Linked DNA regions of Homo sapiens: region 1 is linked to region 2. Evidence: chromatin loops called from intact Hi-C (ENCODE). Cell type or tissue: heart left ventricle. All regions are shown on one strand. Region 1 overlaps SGCD (sarcoglycan delta). Region 2 overlaps SGCD (sarcoglycan delta).

Evidence for each region. Peaks named below come from ENCODE experiments on the same cell type or tissue, not always from the same donor. Only the 100,000 strongest peaks of a DNase experiment are listed, where the experiment ranks them.
Region 1: it touches region 2 in a loop (2.1-fold over the local background); 3 of 110 quality-filtered maps call a loop at or near these places.

The regions. Positions count from the first base shown.
Region 1 is chr5:156,413,315-156,417,314 of GRCh38, reverse strand. The region is part of intron 3 of SGCD (sarcoglycan delta); the gene reads right to left. Among named protein-coding and RNA genes, the nearest start is that of SGCD, 88 kb to the right of the region's middle. In heart left ventricle, no CTCF peak of the experiment used is centred here; no DNase peak of the experiment used is centred here; H3K27ac peaks cover 374 bases.
Region 2 is chr5:156,472,740-156,476,739 of GRCh38, reverse strand. All of the region lies in intron 3 of SGCD (sarcoglycan delta), which reads right to left. Among named protein-coding and RNA genes, the nearest start is that of SGCD, 150 kb to the right of the region's middle. In heart left ventricle, no CTCF peak of the experiment used is centred here; a DNase peak (open chromatin) is centred at 2,249; H3K4me3 peaks cover 218 bases; H3K27ac peaks cover 2,732 bases.

The DNA.
Region 1 (4,000 bases), 59 kb after region 2:
GGTATGCAACAGCCTTATTGCTTGAGATATTATCTCCAAGAGGGAAATAGGGATGGAAGTATACATGTGGCATTTGGAACAAGGGTAAAAATAGAAATTGAGGATTTTCCTTGGGGAATGAGATGAAAAAATTCAATCAAAACATTTGAAGCATCATCACATTATCAATGTGCAATGTGTTGTGGAAATAGTTTTCTCAAATACATTTTTTTCTCTAAAATGAGATTTTTTTAAAAAAAGCATTGTTCTCTCCTGTCCTTTCTTCTACTTCCTGCCACTACAAAAGAAGTTTCTTGGCAAAGAAAATCTAAGAATATGATATGGAATTGAAACTGCATTTGACTTAGAGCCAAAGTTGTACATTCTTCAACCTCATTAATAATCTAAGAAGAAGAAAAAAAGCCAATCACATGCCATTTTCCACTCATTTAAATGACTACAATTTTAAATGGGACACAAAGTCCTTGCTGGCAAGGTTGTGATGAAATTAGTGCAGATAGCATTGCAAATTTGCCTAAAACTTTTGGAAGCAACTTGACAATATGGATCCTTAGGATCCTCTTGAGGCTGTAAATATTCTTTGAATGATTTCTTAAGGACATCAGTAGAACAAAGGAGACCAGAGAGATGAAGGAGTTTGTCCAAGGTGACACAGCAAGTTAGTGACTCATCCCCAACATATAACACAGGACTTGTCATACAGTGGGATCCTTATTAAATGTTTACAAATGAATAAACAAATTAAGGTGCCAAAGCACTTTTTTCCCCCCCCATTTTTTTCATTTAAAATTTTTTTTTATTTCAGTAGTGTTTTGGGGAACAGGTGGCATTTGGCTACATGAATAAGTTCTTTAGTGGTGCTATCTGAGATTTTGGTGCACCCATCACCTGAGCAGTGTACACTGTACCCAACGTGTAGTCTTTTATCCCTTGCCACCTCCACCCTTTCCCCCAAGTTCTCAAAGTCCAATGTATCATTCTTATGCCTTTGTGTCCTCACAGTTTAGGTCCCACATATGAGTGAGAACATACAATGTTTGGTTTTCCATTCTTGAGTTACTTCACTTAGAATAATAGTCTCCAATTCCACCCAGGTTGCTGTGAATGCCATTATTTTATTCCTTTTTACAACTGAGTAGTATTCCATAGAACATATATACTACATTTCCTTTATCCACTTGATTGATGGGCATTTCCTCCCAGACATTTGTCCAGCATAGTTAAAAGGAGGACAAATTTATATGTGCAGTGATGATTATTAGAGAATTCACTGTAACTGTGGAAAGACAGTGGAATAACTGTAATTGCTCTAAGAGAAAAGTGGTTGAATTAATGTTTCAGCAATTTGATGAACCACTAAATATATGTTCACTACATATATATTTTCAAATCCATGTTTCTGTATTTGTAAATACTAAGCCTATTTTAGCTAAAAGTTTTAAAGCGACTTTCCCCTAATTAGAAGTAAATTAGAAACCATAAGTTTTGCCCTATTTAACCCCTATTTGAAATCCACCAAAAGCAGGATTCACTTATATGGAAATGTTAACAGGTGGGAGAAATATTTGGCTTGGCATTCTGGAATCAAGCAGAGGACAGGCCATTGAATACCTAAGAGTTTACTTCCTGCTTCCTTTTTCACTAAAATGAGCTCTAATCTGGGCTACACTTTAGTTTTCTTGTTTGGTCAATTACACCTGGATATTGAATCTAAAATGCGGAATTATGGCCACTCATTTCGTGTCAAGACCAGTCAAGGATGTGAACCTTGCAAAGCACTGAATCTGATCAACAGCTGAATCATGAAATCAGAGAGCCTCAGGGTCAGTAGGGACCTATAGAGCTGTCACACCCACCTGAGACCACGTGCTCAAATCTCATCTTCAACATTGCCATCAGGCAAAATAAATAATCATACAAAATAGACTTTTAGATAACCTCTCCTTTCATTTGTGTTTATTAATGCCATATGATGGGAAAAAAATGAAGAGTACATTCTAATCTAGGATAATATCATGCAAGAGCAGGGCAGTGCTCTGATAATGCAAAATCTGGGTTGCGGAGAAATACCTTAAAACTGTGGCTGGTCTGGTTTCATTATATCTTAAGTTTTTCATTCCTTAAGAGTTTGTATTAAGATTCATCTTCTTCTAGAATACGAGATAGAGTATAACTAAAGACAGACCTTTACTGTATATCTAGATATTATTCCATTCAAGACTGAAACCTTGGCCACCACTGATGGTAACTATACTCTGTTCTTGTGTAAATTTAATGTTTAATTCTGTACTTCTGGTTTCTGCCTCCAAAGAATAAAATACTGGCAATTGCTCTGCGGGCATAATAAAAATATAGTTAAATATTACTTATTAGGACTAAGCTACCTAGAACAGTGCAAAATCTGATTTTTCATCACAATAGTAGTGCCTTCATTGTTTTTGCTCAGTATAAAAGCAATCATTGCTCATTGTAACATACCAAATGCTAGAAAAATCACTTTGTTATTCTATCTCTAGAATAGAAGGATCATGAAACAGTCTGGTACATATCCTTCCAAATATTTAATTGTTGTTTAATAACAGATTATTTCCCACTCTGCATAGTTTATAATGGGATCTGCAAAGTACAGCCTGTGAGCCCACCGCCTGTTTTTGTAAAAGCCTGTGAAAAGCTTTATTGGAATACAGCCACACTCATTTATTTACACAGTGTCTGTGGCTGCTTTCACACCAAAACAGCAGAGATGAGTAATTGCAACAGATACCATATGGTCTGCAAAGCTGAAAATATTTACTATCTGGCCCTTTACAGAAAACGTGTGCCAATTCTTCCTCCATAACCTTTATTTCCTGTCAATGTTATATCAACAATATTCTTTTATGATAATTTTATCTAGATCTACCTCATTCTTTTTAAAAGATATGCATCATTAAGTTTTATAAAAATTTTGTAATTTAACCGATATCCAATTGATGGACATTTAAAATTATTTTTATAGGCTGAGATTATAAGTTTCAAGAAACAGGAAATCAAAAGGCATTTAAAGATTGAGCCTGGTAGAGATGTATAAGAACCGTGCTTTAGAAAATGCAATAAAATGTTTGTGGAACCACTTTAGACTGGGTTTTACCTTGAGTGCTTTGGAATAGTTAAATATTGAGTGCTACTTTAAGTATTTTAATTTTCTTCCCAGAAATCCTGGAAGTAGAGAAAGGGATGGGCAAGACACCATGTTATAGTCTAATCGAGAAAATGGGGTGCAGAGCACAGTTCAAAATTCAGCCTTTCTGCAAGCTCAGAAACTGTGCATTCCCTGAATTCAAATGAGTTAGTTTTATCTCTTCTGTACCACCATTTCAAGGAAAGCAACTCGTATGACTTTCATCTCCAAAACCTCAGTACTGTGTCCTCCATCTCCAAGTCCTAAGCTCTTTGTGAAGACACTTGCTACTCCAAAAATAAAAAAAAAAAATCCTTTTCCCAATTTTCTAGCTTCAGTCCAAGGAAGCTAACCTATTAGAAATCCATTTCAAATGTCTGCGCTAGCAAAGACAAAGTTTGTTTTACATGCTGGGAAGGCTCAAGAAAGAGGTAACTCATAATTGAACAACTACTATAAAAAGTTCAAGGTTTCTGAGACTCTGTCTCTACCCAAAAATAAAAATTAAAAAGTAGCCAGGTGTGGTGGCATGTGTCTGTAGTCCCAGATACTCAGGTGGCTGAGGCAGGAGAACTGCTTGTGCTCAGGACATTGAGGCTGCAGTGAGCTGTGATCTTGCCACTGCACTCCAGCCTGGGCGACAGAGTGCGATCCTATCTCAAAGTTCAAGGTTTCAACTGCAAGACATGACCATTCATCCTGCATTTGGCCTTCTAGGTTTGGAGGGTGAAATGCCTTCATAGTCTAAAGTAGTATGTTAGGCGTGGTCTTCTCTGAGCTCTGTATCCCTATGTAACAGCTAAGTTGACATGTCACCTATGTGGTAGGCTATCTTCTTCT
Region 2 (4,000 bases):
GGTGACAATTTTCCTCTACAATGATCTTGCTGAAGAGGTTTGGGATTTACCATTCACTGTGTTCCAATTCCCTTGTGTGCAACATTTAGCTACGGAAGCATTATACTATGCCCTATTTTCTTGAAGGCATTTTTTCTTTTCTCCAGTTTCAGATATAATTCTTCTATGCCCTGATTTCACAATTTATTTCAAATGCTTCGCTTTAAAAGTCTTAAATTTTAAGTCTGTTATGGCCATGTTTAAAAAGAATGACTGTACTAGAATTTGGTCTTTCTAGCTGTTACAGGTAAAAAATAAAGATTATGGAATCTTTTATTTCTTTTAATTCACTCCCTCTCAGCTCCTCTGTCAAATTAATTCTGCTTCCACTTCGGCCGCTCTCACTTATGCACAGTCAGCTCCTTTCTGGAATGTCCTCTTTTCTCACTACTTTGTGGATTTTACTAATTTTTTCAGAGATTAACTGAAAACTCACTGTTTTACTTGGTTAAAAAGTAGACCCCCAGAACTGCACTGGAGGTTGCTGACAGGCCTGCAGGATCCCCACAAATCTCCATGCTATTCTCCTATACCCCCAGAAACAGCCATGTAGGGGACTACTTAGATGTTGTCCAGTTCTTGGCTTGGCTTAATGATAAGTTACATGGGAACCTAGGCTAGCCAAGCCTGCTCAGCATTAGTCATGAGGAAGAGGTCACAGCTGACTGTTACCCTCAGCCACGGCAAGTCAAAACAAAGCAGACAATTGCCTCCCTCCCTGATTTCTCACTCTGCAGCCCTGGGAAGCTTAACCTTCAAGCTCCAATGCACCCTGCTGCAAGGAATGTGCTGCCTGTCCTCCACATCTTTATTTTTCTCCTTTTCTTTCTGCCTTCCCTAGGTTTGGTCTCCTTCCCCTCCAAGTGCTTCATAGCTCCTCTTTTGGGACCCTGTCCTGATCCTCTAGTATTCTAATAGAATTCCTTGTAATGTGCTGAGTTGGGGGGCCTGAAACCATCAAAGAAATATACACTTCGGAAGAACTCTCCAGGAATTGTTTGCAGCTGTTGGTTTGTCTGGGGGTGTTTACTTGGTTAGCGGCAGGCTTGCTAGAAGTATTGGCTGGAAGTGTTGGCTTCGGGGAGAAAATAGGAATTACAAAGTATCTTGTCTCCTCCTTCCTATCTTTTGGCTAGACTGAGGTTCTCTTGGAGACAGGGGCTAAAGGAACAAAATGATAGAACCAGTCAGCAAAGATTTCTAAATAAGAGATGCACTGTGCTGTGGTCTATTTACAAAAAGGGACAGAATTGCAGATACTTTTTCTCTTCTGCATGAATCTCAGCTGGACTCTGACCTCCCCAACACCAGCAGCTTGGAAGGACCCATAGTCTGAACTGTCACTATGACAGAGCAGGGACAGTTGCAAATGGGTTTGTGGGGAGGGGAAGCCAGCTCAGGTAAGAAAGATTAGTCAGGGATAATGGTGGCTGCAGCTGAAAGACTGATTTGTGGGCACATGGGAGAGACCCTGTAATGGATAAAAAATAATGAATGGGTATCTTGGAGAATGGCTAACTTACAGTTATTAAAGCAGGGATAGTTTGTGCCAACATACTGTTGGTATAAAAGGGTAGAAGGGGACTTATTGAATAGTCAGAGGCTGGTGGAGCCTGGCATATTTTGCAGGTTAATGGTGCAGAAGAATAATGGCTAATAGCTATTATTTACTTAATGCTTATTATATGCCAGTCACTACATTAAAATCTTTCTCTACATGCATTAGCTCATTTAGTCTTTACAACAACCCTATGGAATTAGCATCATTATTATTGCCATTCTGTAGTCTGAAGACCAAGGCTTATAGCAGTTTATTTAATTTCCAAGGTCCAAGAACTAGGAAGTGCTGAACCACTGAGATCCAATGCACGTATATCAAGTTAATCCCATCCTAATATCATGGCAAAATAGGCCAAACTAACTCTGGCACTCACTGGGCATCCATCCTTCCTTATATCCTGGGTTATGTGGTTCTTTTTCTACCTGTTTCCCCAATTATCCTTTTAAGAATTCCAAATTAGAGCAGGCACATCTCTAGATTGGTTTCTGCTTCAATGGGGACCAAAATTAAATCTGTTTTCCTTTCAAACCCAGCTGGCTGCCTCTTTCTGTGACCAGCTGGAGCATCTCCAATCTCACTAAAGAGAGCTGTCGGCAAGCTTGGAGTGGCCCATGTTCAGGGCTCCCTGCCCTGCTGCTGGCAGATGCTTTGTCAAAGAAATGAGACAAGCTGCTATAGAAGCGCTAAGGAGTCAGTACAAGCTACCTACAGGAAAGGAGCGTCAGCAGCCAGGCCTCAGGTCCCAGGCCAGGAAGGGTACGCATAAGTGCATAGCACAGCCTAGAGTGCCTGGGTGAGATCCTGACACACGGTGCTTGCACAAGGCTGAATCACTCTGAGGAGTATCTGGGTTCATTAAATTCCAAAAAGACTATCCTACAGTTTTTCCATCTTTCACTATTGATATTTTGGGCTTGATAGTTCTTTTTCATGGGGACTGTCCTGTGGGTGTTTAGCAGCATCTCTGGCCTCTACCCAAAAATGCCAGCCATGCCAACCCCTACCCATGTTGGGATAAACAAAAACATCTATAGACAGGCCAAGTGTCTTGTGGGAGACAAAGTGCTCTCCCTCCCCCACTGGAGAAAATGAAGGGGCTGGGGAAAATTATCTTTTAATTTAGGATCCTTTCCTGAAATGCTATCTAACAGTGTCCAGAAAAAAAAAAAAACCCACACACAAAAAAACAGCTACAGTTGAAAACTGGTATCAAAGGTATTAAAATTCATCTAATTTATTTATCGGATAGGTTACTTCTTGACACATACAGCACTCAAGCCTTGTGGATATGATTCAAATACAATATAGATCATTTTTTCTCAAAAGGTGGTCAGTGGATTATCACTTCGATTGCTCCTTAAAACAGATTCCGTGGATCAATGCCAAATCGAATGAATCACCATATCCCCAGGGTGAAGCCTGAAATTCTGCATTTTAATAAAGTCCTTGGGTAATTCTTTTGTATATTAAAGTTTGAGAGCCACTGATACAGATGACACTCCCAAGGAGTTTACAATCTCTTTCAAAGAAAACAATTTATAAAAAACACACAGTAGTCCCCTCGTCTATGGTTCTTCTTTCTGTGGTTTCAGTTACCCACAGTCAATTGCAGTCCAAAAAGATTACATAGAAAATAACAGAAGTAAACAATTCATATGTTGTAAATTGTGTGCCATTCTGAGAAGCATGATGAAATTTCACAATGTCCCTCTCTATCCTGCATGAATCATCCCTTTGTCAGTGTATCCGCAGGCAATGCTGTTTGGTAAGTTAGGTGTATTGAATGCATTTTTAATTTATAATATTTGCAACGTATGATAGTTTTGTTGGGAGGTATCTCCATGGAAACTTGAGGAGCATCTGTATAGGGTTCAGTACTATCTGTGGTTTCAGGCATCTACTGGTGGCCTTGGAACTTATCTCCTGTGGATGAGATGGGAACATTGTATATCATTAAGTACAGGTGGTAAGTATTGCACAGTTGGTAAAATAAGAGGCAAACGGCTGAAATAGTCACTCAATTCTTTCGTGAGACTGGAGATGAAAATTCCTAGTTGTAATTATTCAATGTAGGCATTGGATAAATTAAGTACATTATGTTAGATAACATTTGAATTCTACCAGCTATTTTTTTTACTGTAGGCAAATTTATATACAGTGAAATACATAGATTATAACATTTTGATAAACATACACACTCATGAAACCACCATTTCAACTAATATTGTCACTTTCCAAAGTCTCCTCCTATCTCTTTTAGTCAATTCTTAATCCCATAGACAAACATTTCTCTTTTATCACATAGATTAGTTTTATCTGTACTTGAAATTCATATAAATTGAATCACACAGTATGTATTCTTTGGTGTCTTGTTTCTTTCACTCAGCATAGCATTTTAAA